Regions from separate parts of the Mus musculus genome. Here all the other regions are linked to region 3. Evidence: chromatin loops called from intact Hi-C (ENCODE). Cell type or tissue: heart. All regions are shown on one strand.

Evidence for each region. Hi-C counts contacts between places; a loop is a spot of excess contacts. Peaks named below come from ENCODE experiments on the same cell type or tissue, not always from the same donor. Only the 100,000 strongest peaks of a DNase experiment are listed, where the experiment ranks them.
Region 1: a loop joins it to region 3, with 9 times the contacts of the local background. A loop is called at or near these places in 15 of 42 quality-filtered maps.
Region 2: a loop joins it to region 3, with 32 times the contacts of the local background. A loop is called at or near these places in 15 of 42 quality-filtered maps.

The regions. Positions count from the first base shown.
Region 1 is chr17:35,287,891-35,295,890 of GRCm38, forward strand. No RefSeq gene overlaps it. Among named protein-coding and RNA genes, the nearest start is that of H2-Q1, 29 kb to the right of the region's middle. In heart, no CTCF peak of the experiment used is centred here; no DNase peak of the experiment used is centred here; H3K27me3 peaks cover 2,849 bases.
Region 2 is chr17:35,297,593-35,305,592 of GRCm38, forward strand. It overlaps the pseudogene Gm18734. Among named protein-coding and RNA genes, the nearest start is that of H2-Q1, 19 kb to the right of the region's middle. In heart, a CTCF peak has its summit at 4,596 (motif pointing left); a DNase peak (open chromatin) is centred at 4,589; H3K27me3 peaks cover 943 bases.
Region 3 is chr17:33,962,165-33,970,164 of GRCm38, forward strand. It overlaps Vps52 (VPS52 GARP complex subunit), which reads left to right. Exons shown (of 20, transcript NM_172620.4): 13 at 1-21; 14 at 259-382; 15 at 562-657; 16 at 746-853; 17 at 1,014-1,079; 18 at 3,117-3,228; 19 at 3,497-3,615; 20 at 3,795-4,874. The coding sequence ends at 3,941. Among named protein-coding and RNA genes, the nearest start is that of Gm23111, 6.5 kb to the left of the region's middle. In heart, CTCF peaks have their summits at 6,497 (motif pointing right) and 7,025 (motif pointing left); DNase peaks (open chromatin) are centred at 3,097 and 6,517.

The DNA.
Region 1 (8,000 bases), 1.3 Mb after region 3:
TATCCTGAGAACTTTTCTTTTCCACTTCCTATGGTGGGTGGGTGGCTAGAAGGGAGGTTACAGCATTTAAGAACCCTTATTGAAAGTAGGTTTAGAAAAATCAAAACCGAGGCCCATTGGTCGTGCAAACTTTATATGCCTCAGTACAGGGGAATGACAGGGCAAAGAAGTGGGAGTGGGTGGGTGGAGGAGTGGGTGGGGGAGCGTGTAAAGGACTTTTGGGATAGCATTGGAAATGTAAATGAAATAAATAGCCAATAAAAAAAATTATCGTGAAAAAAAAAACCCTACAACTTCTGGTCAGTGTAAAGGCTTCCCCAACTCTGAGGAAGTGACCGTTGAGTATCCAGCACCCCTCTGGTACTCTTTGAGGTGGAGGTACCTCCAGCTAGTCTTTAAGGCTAGAGTTGGCCCTCATCACCTGCCCCCATTCTCCCACCATTGGAGCTTCTATTCTGCAGTTCCCTTAGGTCTTCTGGGCCATGGCGCCTCTACCTGCCCTTGCTCACCTTCCCCTTAGAGCTGCCTATCCCATGGCTCCTCTAGTCCCTGGTGGTTTTAGGTGCAGTCTCCTTAGTCCCTGCTGGGCTCCTGTGACTTTTCTGGTCCTGACTCCATCCCTCCACCCTCAGAGCTGCAACCCTGCAGCTTCCTGAGACCCTGCTGGGCTCCTGTGACCTTTCCTGCCCTATCTACCACTCTTGGAGCTGCCTGTAAATTCCACAATGTCCCTAGACCCTTGTGACTTTTGAGACTGCATTCCCAACCCTTTCCTCTAGACAAGACCCTCTAGGAGAGCTTGGTTCTCATTCTACTTCTGGCTTCTGCGAAAGTCCTGGTACCAGGCACCGAGACTCCTTAGCTTACCCAGGCTAAGCTGGTGGCTGCTGAGTTGTGGTGATGACCCACTGAACAGCTTGGTTCTCATTGTGTTCTCCCTGAGTCTGGGGGCACCCATGACAACAGGCTGCAGGGACATTATGCTCCCCCTTTTTCACGCTGGGGATCAGTGTCTTTCCTACCCTCTTAGTCTCTTGGGTGCCTCTTAGAAACCTCCAACCTGTACATCTGAAACCAAACCTGAAGAGCACTACATTTATTCCCCTGTCCCATCAAAATTGGCCTCAATATCCCTTAGATAAACAGAATGAATGGCCACTCAGTGGCACCCTTGATCCCAATATTATTCAGGATCTTTACAAATAACTACGAGCAATCAGGGAAATGGGAAGTTTCCCTACTCCCAATTTCTCTTTCCTCCAAACCCCGTTGTCTCTCCCTCATCCTCACACAGTGGAAACTTCTTGTCCTCTAAGTTACCATCCATGGCTCTGTAAGTTTGTTGCAGTTTGGGAGCCAGAAGCCAACCCAGCAGCAGGAGTGGGAGAGAACAAAGCAGGAGGCCAGTTGTGTGACAGAGAAAGAAGAGGAAACATAAAGGGACAGACTATTCACAGTGGGGACTATGGCTGCTCATCTCGACTCTTTAGGTTTTGGGTTAATTCTCTAAATTTCATGAGGAGTATGATCCCAGTAAAACTTCTAACGAAGAGGTTAACTTAAAATTTGTGACATCAGCATAAATAGTTAAAGTCTACACATAGAATTCTTAAAGGAAACACATGCTTGTTGCCATCTCAACCACTGTCCCCTCATCAGGACAGGAGCATCTTTGCTGACAGCCATCTTTGATAGGGTTTGAAAGGACGGTGTTTGCCATGTGACCTCTCTCCCATCTTTATTAAAAAGTGATCACATGGCAGAAACCAATCAAGGAGAAAAGAGCTCCTCCTAGCTGTGAGGCCCAAGCCAGACAATTCTTCCACCGTTTTCAATCACGATAAGGACAACAACCCAGAGAACCTCTTCTTCCTCTTCAGCCTCTCTGCTTTCTCTTTGTCCACAGCAACAGGCTGCCCATGCAGATAGGGCTGAGGCAGGACCCTAATGCAATCACAATACCACAGGGGGCATCCTAGGAAGGAATCAATTCATAACTTGCCTCCTGACCGGTCTCCATAAAGCTCCCCTTAAGGCTGTAAATTATGAAAACTCCCAAGAGGTCATCCAGGAGAACTATGAAAATCCACCTCAATGCCTAACCTGCCGTTACAAAGGCCCTCCTACAATACACTAACCTGGATCCTGAGACCCCAGTGGAAACCAATTGCATATGAGCTACAGTTTCAAGAGTCTCCCTGATATCAGGACAAAATTTAAACATGTATAGAAAGGACTCCTGACTCCTCAGCAGGAAAACTAAGTCATACCCTTCAAGATGGATCATGGGAGACATAAAAAAGCCCCCAAACCAAAATACTTTATAATGGCTAAGGCCTCTCAGCTGGACAAGGAAAAATCCCAGGAGCTCCCTGACTCCCAATGCCTGAGAACACCCACATCCTGTTTCAGATGGGCTCAGGGGGGTCATTAGTCTCAGGTCTATGAAACTCTCATAAACCACCCAAACCAAGTCCAAGGTTCCATCAAAAGGACATTGGAGTATTAACTGTCCCCATCCCCCGAGGCATGGGAACATCATCCCTGACCATCCTTCAGCCAATATCTGTGGTCTGACCATGGACGACTTAGGGAGCCCAGACTCCTTTAGCCTGACCGCCGCCATCTCTGACACAGAGTAATTATCATGGTATTAGCGCATTCAATCTCCTTCCTTCTGGACACTGGGGCCACATTCTAAGTCCTGAATAAAGTCTGGGGACCCACCTCTCCTTTCCATTCCTCTCTTGTCAGAGTAGGGGGCCAGGCTTACCAGGCTCACCACACCCCACCACTTGGCTGTAGATTTAGAGATGTCCCTCTTATGCATTCCTTCCTAGTGATACCAGCCTAATAGTACCAGCCTGTCCCATCTCCTTGCTGGGAAGTGACTTTCTAGCCAAAATGGGAGCTTCTATTTCTTTTGTTCCCCACATCAGTGTGACCCCAGGGTCTCCGGTCATTTGATGATGAATGGAAGGGCTCCACCCACTGTGGGTGGATGGTATAAGAAACCAGGCAGAGCAAGACTTAAGCAACAAGTCAGTAAGTAGTGTTCCTCATGGTCTCTGCTTCAATTTGAGGCTCTAAAATTATGCCTCAAGTTCCCTTAAGGGACATTCTTTAGTATCTCAAATTTAAACATGATAACCACTGATAATTCTCTTAATTGAAGCTACATCGTATGATAAAGAAACAGAAAAGAAAATGTAATATCTGTACAAATACATGTTTAACCAAATACAACAGAAATGCACATGCCACTTATAATCCTCATTTCAGCAATGGTCGCATGGCTTTGGCTGGTATTTAAAACTGTTATATGTTTTCCACCCAGTCTGTTTATTTCAAGAAATAGGATTCTGAGATGTATCTAATTTGCTACAGCCTTGGTCAAATAGCTTTAGCTGGTTCCCTGGGTAGCTCATGATACATATTCCCATTTATTTGACACTATTTTCTGCCATGTGGTTAGTAACTGCTCCTCTGCTCCATGTGTCTGTGTTCTTCAGTGTCTTTGGGTGAATCTTTTGCTCTCCTGACTGATATTTATAACCATCTTTCTCTACTATCCATTCTGCATTTCCTCCTTTTTGGCCAACAACTCAGCAGGTCTTACCTCCTTTCTTGGAGGAGTGATCACCATTCCTGAAGGGTCTGTGCCCTTTGTCATCCTGCCTGGATTAGGCTGGTGTAGTTTCCCATTGACTTTAACCACAGGACATGGTAGTACTAAGAGAAGCCCTAAAGGATCTCCTGCACTCCAGACATGATCCTTCTTACCCCCATTGTGGAGAGACAATCTAATTGGCCCTCGGTGATCTGCATCATTACCCCCTCCTAACACTGTTACCCTTGCTTCACCTGATGGCAATGTCTAGACAGGAGAGTAAGGGTGGGACTTGAGGGCTGAGAGAGGGCCTCTGGGGAAAGGATTAGAGGCAGGAGGATTCACCATCATTATACGAGGAAGGACAGCTGTCCCAGGGCTGTGAGAGAGAGGTAAAGAACAGGCCACTTGGGAGACATAGGCCACAATTTGTCACCTAAGAATAACATAAATTCTGCTTAGCTAAGCGTTTAAGCATCTAATAATAACAATAATGATGATGATGATGATGGTGATGATGTCTCTGTGTCTTTATTCATCCACTGGCAGGACCAAGAAAGTCCCACTATTCATGACTCAGCCCTGCAGGCCTCTGTCACCTAATGTGCACTGTAACTGTGTCTTCAGTCACCCCATCTTTCTGTCAACCCAGCTGCCTCAGGTTGGTGGGGAACATGGTAAGACTAGAGGACTCCATGACCATGGGCCACTGTCACACTTCTCTGCTGTGAAGTGAGTTCCTTGGTCAGAATACCACGTGATCTCTGTGTGGAATAGCAGGACGGTGGATCAGGCATTCTGTAAGTTCACTGCTGGTGGCTTCAGCAGAAGCATCCCATGTAGGAAAGGCAAATCCATGGTCAGAGTGAGCGTCTGCTCCAGCAAGGATCAAGTGTTGTCCTTCCCATGACAGACCTGGTTCATGGGGTCAGCCTGCCACCAGGTAGCTGGCTGGTCACCTTGAGGAATGGTGCCACATCTGGGGCTCAGTGTTGGTCTTTGCTGTTGGGAGGTCTTGCATTCAGCAACAGCTGTAGCCAGGTCAGCCATAGTGAGTGGACATCCATATTGTCCAGACCATGCATAACCCCCATCTCTGGCACAAAGAGAGAGAAGTGTGTTGCAGTCAACAAAGATGAAGGAGGTGGAGCTCTGAAGAGTGCTTTGACATCAGACATGGAGATGCAGTGTTTGCCCAGCTGCTCTCTGGTCTTGCTCTGGTTCAGCATCTCCTCACGATGCTCCCTCTCTTGCATTTTGGAATGGTGATGCACATCCTGTGCCATAGCGTGGGGGAAGAATGTGATCTATAAGATTTCTTATTTTTATTTTATAGGAGGTTACAGCTTATGGATTCCATGACTCTCTGAGAGATTCAGAACCTTGAAGTTTATAATGTGCTAAGGTTGTGATAGACTTTTAGACTATGGGGGCTTTTAAAGTTGGGCTGAATGCATTTTGGCTGAATGATATTGCTACAAGCCTATGGGGACCTAGAAGTGGAAAGTTGTGGTTTGAATACAAATAGCCACCATAGGCTCATATATTTAAATCTCCATCAATGAATAACACTACTTGAAAAGGCTGTAGGAGGTGTGGCAATGTTAGGGTTGAAGCAGGAGAAGAGATGAAAAGAAAAAATGGTTATGTAGGCATACATTTTTTTCAAACTTACTTTAATAAATATTTAGAATCTTCTTTTGCCCACCACCCAGAAGAGGTAGTGGAAGAGAAATGTTATTAGGATATTGGGGAAGTGGACCTGTTTGACAATAGCTCTTTTGGGGCAAGCTCAATCTTTGTCAGCAGTTCAGTTCCGTGGCAAACACCAAATACGAATCAACAGCTGCAGTCCAGTCCAGTCCAGTCTCAGCAGGCAGACACCATGCCTGAACCAGCAACTGTGGATCAATCCTGAAGAAACCACAAGGCTCACCAACCAAGGAGCTGCAGAAACCTCAAGAGCAGTTCTTTGGAGAGTTTCTCTCAATAGTGGCATTACCACAAGTGGATCTCAACAACTATGTAAGGCAAACAAATACATGCCAGCTGTTAGTGGAGAATAGCAAGGCAGAACAAAACAAACCACATGCTCACTGCTCATTCCCGACTGTGTGGGGTCACAGTTATACTCCTTCATCACAGGTCCTTTCATGTGTCTGCTTCAGCAAAACATTCTTTCACCTGTGTGCTCCAGCAAACCATCATTTGACATAACTGACTTTCCAAAGAAACTACAAGTTCCATGTAAGGACTATAAAGGAACAATAGGATAGGAGGGGAGGTTGTTGAATCTGCTTTCAGAGTAAAGAGCATCAGCTACTGGTCTCAAATATTTTATACTGGTTTGTATTTTTGTATATTGAGAGAAATTTAAGCTTACATTTGCTACAACATAACATACACATGTTTCAACTCTTGTTTAAGATATTGCACCTCTGCAACTCAATTTAAAATGTAATGTTAAGTTCCAGTCCTTGAAAGAAACTATTGCAAAGAGTTAGGAAATGCAAGTGGGTAGTCAATCAATCAAAGTTTTGGACATGTTAGGAACTAGTGATGTTAATTACAGAAATAAGCTTTCTTTAGCCCCTTGTAGATATTTCCTAAGTTGAAGAGATAGTGGATAGCTAGAAACAAGCAACACTTGCCTATTCTGATACACTGTAGATACATAAGTGGACTTCGAAAATCTCAGACATCTACAGGATGTGGCATTCAAAAATGTTTTATTAACAGGCAGCTTTCCATAACACTGAGACGTGACTGAGCCTGGCAGTGCCCTCATTCTACTTCAAGGAGGATGGTGGGCATCAAAGAACCTCCATATGGAGTTTGCTTCAATGTGGCAAAGTCAGGCTCCAGCCAAAAACCTGCCCTTGCTTCAACTGCGGACAGCATGCAGTCCTAACCGGCGACAAGCATAACAGGGAAGTCCCTCAATATTCCTGCTTCACAAAAAAGTCCATCATATACTGGGCCAGTAGGCAAAGATGGATGCCCCAGGACTGCAGGAGAACCTTGGGTGACTGTCCAGGCAGCCAGCGATCTCTGCCATTTCCGTAACTTTGGAAGGAAGATGCTTGCTCTGCACGTCCTGTTTTCTCAGGGAATATTTACCCTTCTCAGGTCACTGATGGGGGGAAGATTACATAGTTACAGCCTCACAGGAAGCTTAGGTTGTTTAGGACTCAAGAAAACGATTTAGGTCTAGGAAGATATTTATAGGTGGATACTTTCAAGTTATGATAGAAAGGGAATTAGGCAAAAACTGGATCCATAGGATAGATAATAATTTCTCAGTGATTGGCAAATACAAATGAATGAGACATTATGAATGTAATTCTTATATTTTTAATATTAATAATTAAATTCTTAATCTAAAGTTTATTTCCTTAATTATTTAATTAATCGAATTAATTAATTAAAGACTTAATAATAATTCATACTAAAGAATTAAGTGTTTGTAATTAAATTCTTAACTTTGTATACTTATGTTTTTATACTTGTTCTTATTGTTTTTATACAGTTGATGATGTCAGAGAAAGAGCCTTTCATAGGATTAAGTGGGGGGTCAATGTTGAAGTAATGTTGTACACTGTGAAGATTAGTCTCTGTCCTACCTTGCCTACCTAAAGTACCTTCTGAGTGGTAAAATAAAAACCCTATGTCCTTAGAAAAGGAGAGTAGAAGGCAGGATTATGGGCAGAGAGAGGAACTCAGGAAAAAGAGAAGCATGGGGGATTCGCCACCCAGACTCAGAGGAAGTGGGATGTGCGAAACTGAGGAGAGGTGACCAGCCACATTGCAGAACTTAGAATAGTATGAATGGGATAACTGAATTATGAGAATGCTGGGAAAAGGCCTAGCATAAAGCGTAGGCATTCATAAATAAATGTAAGTCTGCCGTCATTATTCAGAGCAAGGGAGGACAAGCAGGAATCTCAGACAGATAACAGGAGCAGGAGCAAGCAGACACAGAGCAAGCCTTTCCTTCTTCCATGTCTTCATGTAGGCTTCCAGCAGAAGGCGTGGCCCACATCAGAAAGGGGGAGGGGCTCCTACACAAATATTCTGGATTACAGGTGTGTCTTCCTATCTCAAAGAAAAGGATCAGAAATTGATCTTCCCACTTCAAATTAAGCAAAAAGCCTCACAGATGGTGTGCTCCATTTTGAGGTTTTAGTTAACGCCACATGTAGCTCGCATCAAAGAACCAACACCATGGTCCCTGTCCGAGTTCTGGAACTGCTCTCTTTGGGGCTTTGCAGCTCCTTTTAGCACTCATGGCTCTGCCTCCTACCTCCCCTCTTACAGGGAGTTTTCTTCCCACGGGTGGAAAAGCACATAAAGTTCTTCTGGATGTAGTTTGATGAGAGCAGGGCGGTCT
Region 2 (8,000 bases), 1.3 Mb after region 3:
GAGGGGTTCAGGGAGACAGGGTCTGCTGAATCCTGGTGACACTGGAGGGCTGCTGTGGAGATCTGCATGGGGAGGTGACTGTAGTTCACACCTGTGGTCACAGACGTTTGTTGCTCTGTGTGATGAGTGACTCTCTTCAGGAGTCCCCACCCATCTCTGCTCTTCTTTCCACAGAATCATGAAATGGGTAATTTTTTTTTGTTTGTTTGTTTTCAGAGACAGGGTTTCTCTGTGTAGCCCTGGCTGTCCTGGAACTCAGTCTGTAGACCAGGCTGGCCTTGAACACAGAAATCTGCCTGCCTCTGTCTCCTGAGTGCTGGGATTAAAGGGGTGTGCCATCACGCCCGGCTTTTTTTAAAATCTTTTTTTTGGGGTGGGGGGATGGGTAAATTTAATCTTCTCCCACACTACTGATCAGGGATGAAACCCTGTGTGCTCTCTGGCATGAGAATCATCTTTCTTCCAGTGTCCACACTGCACAGGCCTGAGGAACTCTGGGGCCAACTCTGTTATCAGAAACAGTGTCCCCCACTCCTGTGACATTCATGTCCCTCACCTCATCAGCTCAAAAGTGTGAGTGAAGGTCAGGGAGGAAGGGAGAGGGTCAGAGATTACATAACTTCTACCACACTATCATCCTTATTCTGTGTTATAGTTGGTGACAGTTCCTCTCCTTCTGTGATTGAGTCACTAAAGCAACTGCACCATGGAAGTGCAGACACAGAGAAGTCCAGTGGAGACAGGGATCAGTGCCCTGCTGTCTGTGGTCTGCACAGGGGTCTCTCTTCAGTGGACAAGGGGGTCTCCTGTGCTGAGACAATGTCCCAGGTCCACAGAGACAAACTCAGGACTCAGAATGAAGATCCTTGTTTTAAATACACACACACACATATATATACATATATATATGTATATATGTATATATACCTACCCACCTGAAGCCACGGACTTCTAGGAATTAACACAAGGAATCTGTGTCTCAGCACAGGGCTGAGAAGACAGATCCTGAGGGGAGAGGCAAAGTCTATACTTAACAGATGAGAGTCCTGCACTCAGGCTTGGCAGTGTGAGCCGCCCATTGCAGGTGAACAGAGCCTGGTCTCTGTGGGGTCCATGTGGGGCTTGCAGGCCAGCGCCTCTGCTTTAAGTAGAAGCCTCTCTCCACTGCATCCCCAAGCACTTGTGTAGCCATTGTATTCCCGGAAGTGGCTTTTCTTCTAGAAGACTCCAGGGTCTGACTTCTGAAGAGAAGAAAGGAAGAGGAAGGGTGGCTCAGAGAATAAAGGTTCTTGCTACCAAGCTTGGCTCTCTGAGTTTGATCCATGGAAGCCACAAGGAGAGTGGAGACACCTGAGTCCTGTAAGTTATCCTCTCAGCATCACATAGCCATCACGACATGCACATCCCTACACATAATTATTAAATCAATGTAATAAAATAAAAAAGGAATCATGATGATTTCATATTGAAGGTCATAAGGACAGTTATGTATAAGGACAAGTATGTAAAAGATATGTCCAGTTTTCCTCCAGACTTACCTGTGTCCAAAACCCACATTGTGATGAGAAGCAGCCAGGAGGACTGAAGGGCATCCCATGCAAGGATAATCACAGAGATTTTAAACTCTTTTATGTGTTATGTATTTATACTATTGCTTTATGTGTACCGTGTGTGAATGAGGCCATTCTCCATCTGTGGTATGTGTTGGGGGCAGAGGGAGTCATAAGACAACCTTGGGGATCCAGTTCTCTCTTTCCACGTGGGTTCTGGGGGACTGAACTTAGGTGGTCAGACTCAGTGGCAAGCACCTCTACCAGAGTCACCTCACCATCCCGAATTGGTGCCACAACCCTGTTTTTTGGAAGTGTTGAGAAATGGAATCTGGGACCTATATTATACACGGTAGGCACTCAAGTCACTGAGACACATTCCCAATGTGTGAAAACCAGTCAGCTGACAACAGCTCTTTGTTATTGCAAAGGTCCTTACTAAAGCTTTAGGATAAAGATGGAATTAGAGACTATCTGTTAAAAAACAGATATGTGTGGTGTACAAGAAGCACTTTGGCAATGCAACCCCCTGATCTGAGGACCTAAATCTAGGAGAACCAGGTCTCAAGAGGAAATTTCTGGTTTCTCTGGAGACTCAGTTGTGTTGTGTGATTTTTTTTTTTTGAAATTCTCTTTTGGGAGGATTTATTTGCTGAAGAAAAACTCATGGTGCTTTTCTGGAAACTGCCTGGAAAAGGGGCAGGCGATGTTTTGCCAGAGCTTCAGAGATGCCCTCTTGAGAGAACACATGATGTTTGGATAGGGTATAAATATCACCCAATAGACCACAGACGACACTGTGCGGCATTGGTTCACCTTGCCACGCTTTGCTGGTCTTCGTTCTTCCCAGACAACGCTGTGGCATTGGTTAGCCTTGCCTTCTTTGCTGATCGTTTCTCAGGACTTTGTAGAGAGAAACTAACCAAAGAACTTCTGGTGATGTTCTGGCATCTTCTTCCTGCTTCTGCAGACTCAGGCTGATCGGTGCAATCTCAAAGTTTCTTCTGGATTGAACTGGTATCGCTGATTCATGTGCACTCACCTGCTGATATCCTGACAATGCAGACTGGACTCTCCATAAGAACTCTTTCTAAACAGGTCCACACGCTCCTTTGCCCTTTCTATTTCCTCTGGTGGGTGGTGAGCTAGAAGAGAGGTTAAAACACTTAAGTAAGCTTATTAAAGTAGGTTTGGGAAAATATAAACCTACACAGGGCATCTGGAATGTTCCATGCCTGGGTTATGTTAGCAATGCTGCTTTGGTGCTGGAGGACATCAGACGTTTTTGTAGACTGAGCACTGTGGGGACGGATTGGGAAGCTCCTTCTCTGGGACTCTGTGCCCCTGAGGAAGCCAGGGCTTCTCCTGTTCACACCTTCTCTGCAGGGGAGTTAGGAGGCTCAGGCCTGACTGAGGCCCTGTGCTGCAGAGAAAAGAATCTCAGAGAGCCAAGGCATAAAAATAAAAATGGTGTCACTTCCGAATAAAATTATGGAGCTGCAGAGATTGTTCCGAGGTGAAGAATGCTCACTGCTGTTCCAGAGGACCTGGGTTCAGTTCCAGTTCTCATCCACTTGTAACTCAGCCTTAGATGGGTAGGGTGCCCTCTTCTGGCGGCCTGGGGAACTCCATGCTTGTGGGGCACAGACATACATGTGTGGGAAGCCACATGTGCCGTTGCTGAGTGGCACTGACTACTGCTGGCCACCACGCATAAAATTGGACAAACAACCAATGTGTACATATGCAGTAAAGTTTTTTGCAAAGACACTGCCTGGCCCAGGCATGATAATGAGGTTCTGTAAGGTACTGAGAGTATAACCAATTAGATGTGAGACATGCAAATGAGGTATGATAATGAGGTTCTGTAAGGTACTGAGAGAGAGTAACCAATCAGATGTGAGACATGCAAATGAGTTATGATAATGAGGCTCTGTGAGGTACTGAGAGAGAGTAGCCAATCAGATGAGGAACATGCAAATGAGGCATAGTGCATAACCAATCCGGGTGTGAGACACGCCTCTCCTAGGCCTATAAAAGCAGCACCAGTTCTGGGCTCGAGGTCTTTTCGCCTCTACAATCAAGCTCTCCCAATAAACGTGTGCAGAAGGATCCTGTTGCAGCGTCGTTCTTCCTGGCCAGTTGAGCGCGCGCAAGATACATGGAGGCAAAACACCCATATAAATAAAAATATTTTTTAAAAGAATGAAAAATAAATGAAGGGAAATAAGATTTCTGTAAAGAAAGAGATACCTGAACAGTATTGGGGGTCACTACAGCGCATAGGAACACCTCCAAACCTAGATCAGCACTCTAGGGACCCTTGCAGTAGGCGTGTACATCTAATGATGTGTACACAATGATCTTAGGGAATCAGCCAGGGAAGGGTGATTCCTTCTACAGAGTGGCCCCTGATGCTACTGGTCTATGGAGCCTGTGTGTTCGTTCATTTATGCTGTTTGTGCTGTATGCCTTGTTGTAGCTCAGGTGGACCTTGAATTCTTTATTTTATTTTAAAAATTTATTATGTACACAGTGTTCTGCCTGCATATGTCTATAGCCACCAAAAGAGGGCGCCAGATCTCATTATAGATGGTTGTGAGCCACCACGTGATTTCTGAGAAATCAACTCAGGGCCTTTGGAAGAGCAGTTAATGCTCTCAACCTCTGAGTCATCTCTCCAGTCCTGACCTTTCCCACCTACAACTTGATCCTCATGCCTCACCTCAGCATGCCATGGTGTGTGTGTGTCTATGTCACTGTGACTGGAGAGTTGGTGCTGAGTCACAATCTAGAGAGGAGCCGAGGTGTAATCTCGCTCAGAAGTTGTGTTTCAGTCCGAAGATCATAAGGACCCGTGAAAACCACAAACCAGAGGATTTGGGGCTGAAAGGAAAATCCCTGGCTGCTTCGGTATGAAGAGGGCATAGGCGACCACAACTCCCTACCTTTCCCAGCATTCAAAGCTCACAGCCACTTAGGTGATCAGGAACTGGAGCCGCTCCTATTCCTGTGTCCTGCTGCCCCCTGGCGGCCGTGCTCCGCATCGCAGCTCCCAAGAATCTTGGAGATGGACTGGGCTCTATGTCAAATGTCCCTCCAGACTGCAGACTGCAGAGTTCAGGAACTGCTGGCCAGCTTCACAAGCCCGCGAAGCTGTCCAGCTCACACTGAGGAAGGGCCACACTAAGAAACCGGGTATCCCCTGCACAGCCCGCCACAGCAGAGCATTAGTTGTTTTTCCTTTTGTGGTTGCTGTTGCCCAGGATTTACCCCAGGGCTTCCTGCCTGTTGACCGTGTCCTCACTGAACTACACACCGGCTGAGCTTGATGTGACCACACAAAGAAAGGGTCCTGGGTTTCTCTGGGAATGCCTTCAATCCCAAAACTCAGGAGAGCAGATCTCTGCATTCTTCAACCACATAGCAAGTTCCAGAACACCCGGGGCTATAAGGTAAAACCAGAAGCCTGGGATCCCCAGGTCTGACACCTAGAAGGGGGTGGTGGAGTAGGTGGGAAAGTTGTAACAAGTGAGAAAGGAGCATGGATGCCTGGGACGGGGTCTGGGTGGACTTAGGCCCCCAGCCAAGGCCCTGGGAAGTGAATGGGGTAAAGGAAATAACCTCAAATTACTCTTTTTTTCCCTTGACAGCATCTTTCACCTGGAATTTCCCCCACGCTGTAGATGGGACCTAGGGACGGCTTCCTGCCACCGAGCTGTGTCCCAGCCTTTACTTTTAAGACGTGGTCCAGGCTGGCCTTGAACTTACTCTGTAACTGAAGCAGGTTTTCCATCCAGTGCTTCTGGTCCCTAATTAGCCAGGGTTACAGGTCTGCAAACCAGCCTAGCTTTTGTTCAAGACTTGGTCAAGGTTGCCAGGCTGTGGAGACACACACCTTCAGTCCCAGCACTTAGGAGGTAGAGGCAGGTGGGTCTCTAAGTTCGAGTCCAGCCTGGTCTACAGAGTTCCAAGACAACAAAGGCTGCACAGAGAAACCCTGTCTCAAAAACCAAACAACTTGGTCAAGCATGTACCTTCACTCTAGGACTTGTGGGTCATGACCCCTTTGGGGGTCAAACAACTCTTTCACAGGGGTTGCTTAAGGCCATCAGAAAACAGTAGCAAAATTACAGTTATGAAGTAACACTGAAAATAACTTTAAGGTTGGGGTTAGTACCAGGAATTAAAGGGTCGCAGTATTAGGAATATTGAGAAACACTGCTCTGGTCTGCAAACTCCTTACAGAGGTGGGGCAGAGGGCAGCAGGAAGTGTCTGGGTCACATGAAAATGACAGGATCTGTTTTGAAGCCAGGTCCACCCCTGCCTCGATCATGGCTGCAGGTGTTACAGGCCCTCCATCCTCAAAGGAGCTGTGACAGCCACTTAGAGGCTGACACAGACAACCTCAGAGTCTGTGTTGATTATTCCCATGGTAGCCCTCAGGACAGCACCCAAAGCTACCACATTCCCAGGCCTTGCAGCAAGTGTAACCCTCCTGGAGAGCTACAAACAGTCCCCTCCTGAGAAACTATGCCACCCATCAGCCAGAAGCAGCAACAGAAATCGGGGTACTATCCCATCATCTTCCTGACGCCCACCAGGAACTGACTAGGTCTACAAGAAAGACATGCTGGAGAACTCAAAGGCCCAGGGACAAAGGAGAGGACAGTCCCAGCACTGTAAGTACTTATTATTGACACAGAGTGAGCCCTGCCACTAGGTGATGTCACTGTTCCAGCAGAGCCCAGAGATCAGCTACAGGGTGGCCTGAACTGCTGAGCCCTAAGAGCTGAGGGTCAGTCAGAGCCTGGGGCGGTGGAAGCTCACAGGCTGTGAGTGAACAGCAGAGGAGCTGACTGGACTGGAAATGAAGGTCACCTGACTCAGAAGCCCAGGGAGTGGCCTTGGGTGCACTCTGTTGAGGCAGAGTCCTGGCAATGGAGGCTGAGTGCGGTGTGTGGAAGCCGTGGAGACAAAAGGGATGGGAAGAGGTCCCAGGTGACAGTGTGTGACCCACTGAGAGTCCACGGGAGCTTAGGGTCCCGGCAGGTCCGAAACAGAAGTTTAGCTTGTGTTTCTTCAGCTCCACCATGAGGTGATGGATGTTGATGAGCTCGGCCCTGGCCAGGAGTACTCGGAGCTGGGGCTGAGACAGCACCCGGTGGAAGCCATGGTTGAGCTGGATCAGTTGGGTCAGCGCCCCCTGCACAGAGGAGTCAGGGTCAGACTCATGGTGACCTGAGCTGTCAGAGCTTCACCAGGATCTCAGGCACAGATGCTTGTTGGCCTTCAGGGCAATCGTGTGATGCAGAGCCCAGGGGAAAGAGCGAGGAAACAGACAACCATGGTACACAGGCAAAGGGTGGGAGTGGCCAGACACCTGGATGATGCTGGTTCCATTTCAGAAGATGGTAAAACTCCACGTTACATCCTGACTCAAGGACTCTACAGAAGCCTTACAGGAACTACCAAAGCCACGGATCAGCTGAGTGACTCGGGCTGACTGCCAGAAGAAAAGGTGTGTCAGAGAGCAACCAGGGCTGAACCAGCAAGGCCTGCCCAGGGCTGACGACGAGAATGATCTCAGAGCAAAAAGGAAAGGCCTACACCTGCCTGCCTGGCAGACACAACCTCAGCTGTCCCTGAAACGCCTGGCCCCAGGCAAAACAGGAGTTGTCTGCCTAAGTTGACTGCTTTGGCAGTACCCAACCCACCACTCAGTGTGACCACAAGACCCTCTTGTTACCCTCGCCCGCCCTTATATAGTGGGGCTGAGTGTCCAGTCCCCCAAGGCGCTGGGGGTCAGTGCTGCGGACACTCTGGACATTCATCTCCAGGATCAGCTCAAACCGAGGCCACAGCAAGGCAAGCACCTGCTCCCAGTACCTGCAGGCTTAATCAGAGTCAAAGGTCAGCTGGCAGGGGTGCAGTCTGCCCAGGGGAGCACAGCACCCTTCAGGGTGACAGTGAGTGGTTGTGCCCCACACCAATGCTGCCCCTGGGACACACAAATGGGAAAAAGGGTGAAGGGCATCAGGTGAGGAAGAGCCCAGAGTCAGGACGGAGTTGTTTGAATAAGATAAAAAGCTGACCGCCTCCAGGCACCAAGGACCAGAGCTCAGTGACCTGTCCAGGGCAGGGACGTCCCTCTTCGCTGCAATGTTGCAGAACCGGAGAACAATGTGGATACACAGAAAAACAGCAATGTCAGTAGGCTAGAGGACTCCAGGTGTTTCTGTGTCAGACAAATGAATGTTACCTTGTTTTTCAAGTAGCTGTAGGCAAAGAGATGTACATTTCATTGGGGACAATGCACTGGCCAGGGAGACCAGCTTCTTCTCTCTCCACAGGTTCCATAAGCGGCCTGACCTGCTCACTAGCCACACTTATGTAAGTTCCCCACAGCAGAAGCTGGGGCTGAGCTTGGGATGGGAGCTCCAGGGCCA
Region 3 (8,000 bases):
GGACGTCCCTGCCCTGGACAGGTCACTGAGCTCTGGTCCTTGGTGTCTGGATGTGGTCAGCTTCTTATGTTACGAAAACAGTTCCATCCTGACTCTGGGCCCTCACCTGATGCCCTTCACCCTTATTCCCATTCATGTGTCCCAGGGGCAGCATTGGCATCAGGCACACCCACTCACTGTCACCCTGAAGCGTGCTGTACTCCCCTGGGCAGACTGCACCCCCAGCCAGCTGACCTTTGATTCTGATTAAGCCTGCAGGTACTGGGAGCAGGTGCTTGCCTTGCTGTGGCCTCGGTTTGAGCTGATCCTGGAGATGAATGTCCAGAGTGTCCGCAGCACTGACCCCCAGCGCCTTGGGGGACTGGACACTCGGCCCCACTATGTAAGGGCGAGCAAGGTTAATAAGGGGGTCTGTGGTCACACTGAGTGGTGGGTGGGTACTGCCGAAGGAGTCAACTTAGGCAGACAACATCTGTTCTGACTGGTGACAGAACTTGCAGGGGTATCTGAGGGTTGTATCTCCCAGTCAGGCAGGTGTGAGCCTTCCCTTCTTGCTCCCAGATCACACGCCGCTATGCTGAGTTCTCCTCTGCACTTGTCAGCATCAACCAGACGATCCCCAATGAACGCACGCTGCAGCTCCTGGGACAGCTCCAGGTATAGCTAGGCAGGACATATTTGCCAGCAGAGGGACGGGACCTGTGTCCTTGCTTTCTAACCTGCTGCTTTCATTTGGCTTGTGCAGGTGGAGGTGGAGAATTTTGTCCTCCGAGTGGCTGCAGAGTTCTCCTCCAGGAAGGAGCAGCTTGTGTTTCTGATCAACAACTATGACATGATGCTCGGGGTGCTGATGGTAATGCTGCTCCTCCCACGGGGGTCCCTACAGCTTGTGAGCTCTGCCTGAGCTCAGCGCTTTACCCCTGGATGCTGGCAGTGTCCACATCATGGAAAGAAGGGGAAGTGATGGCAACAGTGAAGGTTCCCAAGCTCCTGACTCCTCTTGTCTTCCTTAGGAGCGGGCTGCTGATGACAGCAAAGAGGTGGAAAGTTTCCAGCAGCTGCTCAATGCTCGGACACAGGTAGGGCCTGGGTGCAGCAGGAAGACTGCGATGCTGTTGGACTGACCTCTGTGTGCAGTCATGAGTACAACCCACTGCCTTGTTGCTAGTCTATTTCATTTAACTTTTTCAAGGTACTAATAGTTTAGAAGCAACATAGAACTATACCTATTTATGTATGCATGTGTGTGTACTATAGCTACATGTATGTATGCATGTGTGTGCATGTACTATAGCCCTGTGTGTATGTGTGTGTGTGTGCACTATAGCCCTGTGTGTATGTGTGTGCATGCACTATAGCCCTGTGTGTATGTGTGTGTGCACTATAGCCTTTTGTGTATGTGTGTGCATCCACTATAGCCCTGTGTGTATGTGTGCGCACTATAGCCCTGTATATGTGTGTGTGTGTGTGTGTACTATAGCCCTGTGTATATGTGTGTGTGCACTATAGCCTTGTGTGTATGTGTGTGTGTGCACTATAGCCCTGAGTGTATGTGCACTATAGCCCTGTGTGTATGTGTGTGTGTGCATGCACTATAGCCCTGTGTGTATGTGTGTGTGTGCACTATACCTCTGTGTGTATGTTTGTGTGTGTGTGCATGTATTATAGCCCTGTGTGTATGTGTGTGTGTGCATGCACTATAGCCCTGTGTGTATGTGTGTGTGTGCACTATAGCTCTGTGTGTATGTGTGTGTGGGTGCATGCACTATAGCCCTGTGTGTATGTGTGTGTGTGTGCATGCACTGTAGCCCTGTGTGTATGTGTGTGTGTGCATGCACTATAGCCCTGTGTGTATGTGTGTGTGTGCATGCACTATAGCCCTGTGTGTATGTGTGTGTGTGTGCATGCACTGTAGCCCTGTGTATATGTGTGTGTGTGCATGTACTATAGCCCTATGTGTATGTGTGTGTGTGTGCATGCACTATAGCCTTGTGTGTATGTGTGTATGTGTGCACTATAGCCTTGTGTGTATGTGTGTGTGTGCACTATAGCTCTGTATGTTTGTGTGTTTGTGCATGTACTATAGCCCTGTGTGTATGTTTGTGTGTTTGTGCATGTACTATAGCCCTGTGTGTATGTGTGTGTGTGCATGCACGATAGCCCTGTGTGTATGTGTGTGTGTGCACTATAGCCCTGTGTGTATGTGTGTGTGTGTGCATGCACTGTAGCCCTGTGTGTATGTGTGTGTGTGTTATTCGACGCGTTCTCACGACCGGCCAGGAAGAACACAACAACCAGAATCTTCTACGGCAAAGCTTTATTGCTTACATCTTTATGGGGCCAGAGTGTAAGAAGCAAGAGAGAGAGAAAACGAAACCCCCTTCCCTCTTTAAAGAGAACAACAATTGCCTAGGACGCATCACTCCCTGATTGGCTGCAGCCCATGGCCGAGCTGACGTTCACGGGAAAAACAGAGTACAAGTAGTCGTAAATACCCTTGGCTCATGCGCAGATTATTTGTTTACCAACTTAGAACACAGGATGTCAGCGCCATCTTGTGACGGCGAATGTGGGGGCGGCTTCCCACATGTGTGTGCATGCACTATAGCCCTGTGTGTATGTGTGTGTGTGCACTATAGCTCTGTATGTTTGTGTGTTTGTGCATGTACTATAGCCCTGTGTGTATGTTTGTGTGTTTGTGCATGTACTATAGCCCTGTGTGTATGTGTGTGTGTGCATGCACTATAGCCCTGTGTGTATGTGCATTCTGCTTTGCAGGGAACTGTTTGTGTGTGTGCACATGTAAGCTCACACAGGCACATCTGAAGCTCATGGAGGTCAGAGGTCACAACTTCTAGGTCACAACTTCTTTTCTTGCTTCTTCGACCTTGTGTTCTGGGGACCAGTGGAAAGCACTGTTCCCTGATGAGCCAGCATACTGGATCTTGGTTCTGGAGAAAACCCTTGGGGACATCCCCTGCAACTTGTGACATCACCACCTAAGGTGGAAGGCTCACAGAGACTGCTGTCTGGCGGGTCATTAGACGTCCCTGTGCAGAATGGGGGTCCTTTGCTCCCAGGAGTCTGACCCTGTGTGTGCTTGCACTTCTCTCTAGGAGTTCATTGAGGAGCTGCTGTCTCCCCCCTTCGGGGGTCTGGTGGCATTCGTGAAGGAGGCTGAAGCCTTGATTGAGCGTGGGCAGGCTGAGCGGCTCCGAGGGGAGGAAGGTATCTGATGTCCTGGTGCAGTAGGTAGTGGGAATTAGGGACAGTGAGCGGGGGTGGAGGGGGTGGGGGGGTGGGAGTGGGGAGTCACAGGGGAGGCAACGCAGCAAGGAAGACTTGGCTGGAAGAACACCAAGAAAGCCAGGCTTGATGGTGAGCACAGATGTGCCCAGGGCAGGCCTTGCTGGGTCACCAGCCCTGGTTGCTCTGTGCCTGGTGGACGGTAACCAGACCTGGAGCTCTCTGACACACCTTTTCCTCTGGCGGTCAGCCCGAGTCACTCAGCTGATCCGTGGCTTTGGTAGTTCCTGGAAGGCATCAGTGGAGTCCCTGAGTCAGGATGTAATGCGAAGTTTTACCAACTTCCGAAATGGAACCAGCATCATCCAGGTGACCGGCCACTCCCACCCTTTGCCTGTGTCCTAAGGTTGTCTATTTCCTCGCTCTTTCCCCTGGGCTCCGCATCACACAAACGCCTTGAAGGCCAACAAGCATCTGTGCCTGAGATTCTGGTGAAGCTCTGACAGCTCAGGTCACCATGAGTCTGACCCTGACTCTCCTCTGTGCAGGGGGCGCTGACCCAGCTGATCCAGCTCTACCATCGCTTCCACCGGGTGCTGTCTCAGCCCCAGCTCCGCGCACTCCCGGCCAGGGCCGAGCTCATCAACATCCATCACCTCATGGTGGAGCTGAAGAAACACAAGCCGAACTTCTGATTCAGACCCCCCTCCCCCGCCCCTAAGCTCCTGTGTACTCTGTGTGTCACACATTTTCACCTGGGACCCCTTTCCCATCCCTTTTATCTCTATGGCTTCCACACTCCCCTCTCAGCCTCCATTGCCAGGACTCTGCCTCAACAGAGTGCGTTCAAGGCCACTCCCTGGGTTTCTGAGTGAGGTGACCTTCATTTCCAGTCCGGTCAGCTCCTCTGCTGTTCACTCACAGCCTGTGAGCTTCCACCGCCCCAGGCTCTGACTGACCCTCAGCTCTTAGGGCAGAGCACTGCAGGCCACCCTGTAGCTGATCTGTGGGCTCTGCTGGAACAGTGACATCACCTCGTGGTGGGTCTCACTATGTGGCAATAATAAGTACTAACAGTGCTGGGACCGTGTCCTCTCCTTTGTCCCTGGGCCTCTAAATTCTCCAGCATGTGTTTATTGTAGACCTAGTCTGTTCCTGGTGGGCATCAGGAAGAGGGTGTGATAGTACCCCAAGGTCTGTTGCTGCTTCTGGCCCAGGGGTGGCATAGATGCTCAGGAGGGGACTGTTTGTAGCTCTCCAGGAGGGTGGCACTTGTCGCAAGGCCTGGGAATGTGGTAGCTTTGGGTGCTGTCCTGAGGGATACCATGGGAATAGTCCACACAGCCTCTGAGATTGTGTCAGCCACTAAGTGGCTGTTACAGCTCCTTTGAGGATGGAGGGCCTATAACACCTGCAGCCATGCATCAAGGCAGGGGTGGACCTGGCTCCAAAACAGATCCTGTCATTTTCATGTGACCCAGACCCTTCCCGCTGCCCTCTGCCTCACCTCTGTAAGGAGTTTGCAGACTCCAGAGCAGTGGTTCTCAACCTTCCTAATACTGCAACGCTTTAACACAGTTCCTTGTGCTGACCCCAACCTTAAAGTTATTTTCATTGTTACTTCATAACTGTGATTTTGTACTGTTAAGAATACTAGCCAGGCGTGGTGGCACATGCCTTTAATCCCAGCACTTGGGAGGCAGAGGCAGGTGGATTTCTGAGTTCGAGGCTAGCCTGGTCTACAAAGTGGGTTTCAGGACAGCCAGGGCTACACAGAGAAACCCTGTCTCGAAAAAAAACAAAAAAAGAATATTAATATAGGGGCTGGTGAGATAGCTCAGTGGGTAAGGGCACCCGACTGCTTTTCCAAAGGTCCAGAGTTCAAATCCCAGCAACCACATGGTGGCTCACAACCATCTTTAACAAGATCTGACTCCCTCTTCTGGAGTGTCTGAAGACAGCGACAGTGTACTTACATATGATAAATAAATCTTTTTTTTTTTTTTTAAATAAGAATACTAATATAGCCAGGCATGGTGGTGCATGCCTTTAATCCCAGCACTTGGGAAGCAGAGGCAGGCGGATTTCTGAGTTCGAGGCCAGCCTGCACAGCCAGGGCTATACAGAGAAACCCTGTTTCGAAAAACCAAAAAAAAAAAAAAAGAATACTAATATAAATATCTGTGTTTTCTGATGGACTTAAGCAACCCATGTGAAAGGGTTGTTTGACCCCCAAAGGGGTCATGGCCCACAGGTTCTAGAGTGAAGGTACATGCTTGACCAAGTTGTTTGGTTTTTGAGACAGGGTTTCTCTGTGAAGCCCTGGTTGTCCTGGAACTCACTCTGTAGGCCAGGCTGGTCTCGAACTTAGAGATCCACCTGCCTCTGCCTCCCAAGTGTTGGGACTGAAGGTGTGTTTTTCCATAGACTGGCAACCTTGACCAAGTCTTGAACAAAAGCTAGGCTGGTTTGCAGACTGTAACCCTGTCTAATTAGGGACCAGAAGCACTGGATGGAATGCCCGCTTCAGTTATGAGTAAGTTCAAGGCCAGCCTGGACCACGTCTTAAAAGTAAAGGCTGGGACACAGCTCGGTGGCAGGAAGTCGTCCCTAGGTCCCATCTGCAGTGTGGGGGAAATTGCAGGTGAAAGACGCTGTCAAGGAAAAAAAAGTAATTTGAGGTTATTTCCTTTACCCCATTCACTTCCCAGGGCCTTGGCTGGAGAGCCTAAGTCCACCCCGCCCCCGCCCTGGGCATCCATGCTCCTTTCTCACTTGTTACAACTTTCCCACCTACTCCACCACCCACTTCCAGGTGTCAGACCTGGGGATCCCAGGCTTCTGGTTTTACCTTATAGCCCCTGTGTTCTGGAACTTGCTATGTGGTTGAAGAATGCAGAGATCTGCCCTCCAGAGGGCTGGGACTGAAGGCATTCCCAGAGAAACCCAGGGCCCTTTCTTTGTGTGGTCACATCAAGCTCAGCTGGTGTGTAGTTCAATGAGGACACAGTCAACAGGCAGGAAGCCCTGGGGTAAATCCTGGGCAACAGCAACCACAAAAGGAAAAACAACTAATGCTTTGCTGTGGCGGGCTGTGCAGGGGATACCCGGCTTCTTAGTGTGGCCCTTCTTCAGTGTGACCCGGACAGCTTCGTGGGCTTGTGAAGCTGCCCAGCAGTTCCTGGACTCTGCAGTCTGCAGTCTGGAGGGACATTCAACATAGAGCCCAGTCCATCTCCAAGATTCTTGAGAGCTGCGATGCGGCTCATGGCCACGAGGGGGCAGCAGGACACAGGAATAAGAGTGGCTCCAGTTCTTGATCACCTAAGTGGCTGTGAGCTTTGAATGCTGGGGAAGGCAGGGAGTTGTGGTCGCCTATGCCCTCTTCATACCCAAGCAGCCAGGGATTTTCCTTTCAGCCCCCAATCTTCTGGTTTGTGGTTTTCCCGGGTCCTTATGAACACAGCTTCTGAGTGAGATTACACCTCGGCCCCTCACCTGATTGTTACTCAACACCACACTCCAGTCACAGTGAAATAGACACACAAAGACAAACACACACACAACACACAACACGGCATTATGAGGTGATACAGGAGGGTCAAGAATTAAAGATCAAGACTGGAGAAAAGACTCAGAGGTTGAGAGCATTAACTGCTCTTCCATAGGTCCTGAGTTGAATTCTCAGCAATCACGTGGTGGCTCACAACCATCTATAATAATATCTGGCGCCCTCTTCTGGTGGACAGGGACACATGAAGGCAGAACACTGTACATAATAAATCTTTTAAAAATAAAGAATTCAAGGTCCACCTGAGCTACAACAAGGCATACAACAAACACAAACAGCATAAATGAACGAACACACAGGCTCCATAGACCAGTAGCATCCGGAGTCACTCTATAGGAGGAGTTGTGTCCATTTCTTTCTTCCCTTGCTGAATTTCTAAGATCATTGTGTACATCTAGTGCAGGGGACCCTACAGTCCTGCACTAGGTTTTAGAAGTGTTCCTACATGCTGTAGTGACCCCCCAAATACTGTGCAGTGTCGCTTTACAGAAATCTTATTTCCCTTCATTTCTTTTTCATTCTTTTAAAAAATATATTTATGTATATGGTGTTTTGCCTCCATGTATGTCTATGCCCCACAAGCATGGAGTTCCCCAGTCTGCCAGAAGAGGGCAGCCTATCCCCTCTGAGACTGGAGTTACAAGTGGATGAGAACTGGAACTGAACCCAGGTCCTCTGGAACAGCAGTAAGCATTCTTCACCTCTGAACAATCTCTGCAGCGCCATAATTTTACTCGGAAGTGACGCCATCTTTATTTTTATGTCTTGGCTCTCTGTGATTCTTTTCTCTGCAGCACAGGGCCTCACTCAGGCCTGAGCCTCCTAACTACCCTGCAGAGAAGGTTTGAACAGGAGAAGCCCTGGGGTCCTCAGGGTCAGAGAGTCCCAGAGAAGGAGCTTCCCAGTCTGTCCCCAGAGTGCACAGTCTACAAAAATGTCTGATGTCCTCCAGCACCAATGCAGCATTGCTAACATAACCCACACATGGAACATTCCAGATGCCCTGTGTAGGCTTATATTTTCCTAAACCTACTTTAATAAGCTTACTTAAGTGTTTTAACCTCTCTTCTACCTCACCACCCACTAGAGGAAGTAGAAAGGAAATGTTAATAGGGTAAAGGAGGGCGTGGACCTGTTTAGAAACACCTTTTTCGGGAGAGTCCAATCCGCCTTGTCGGGATAT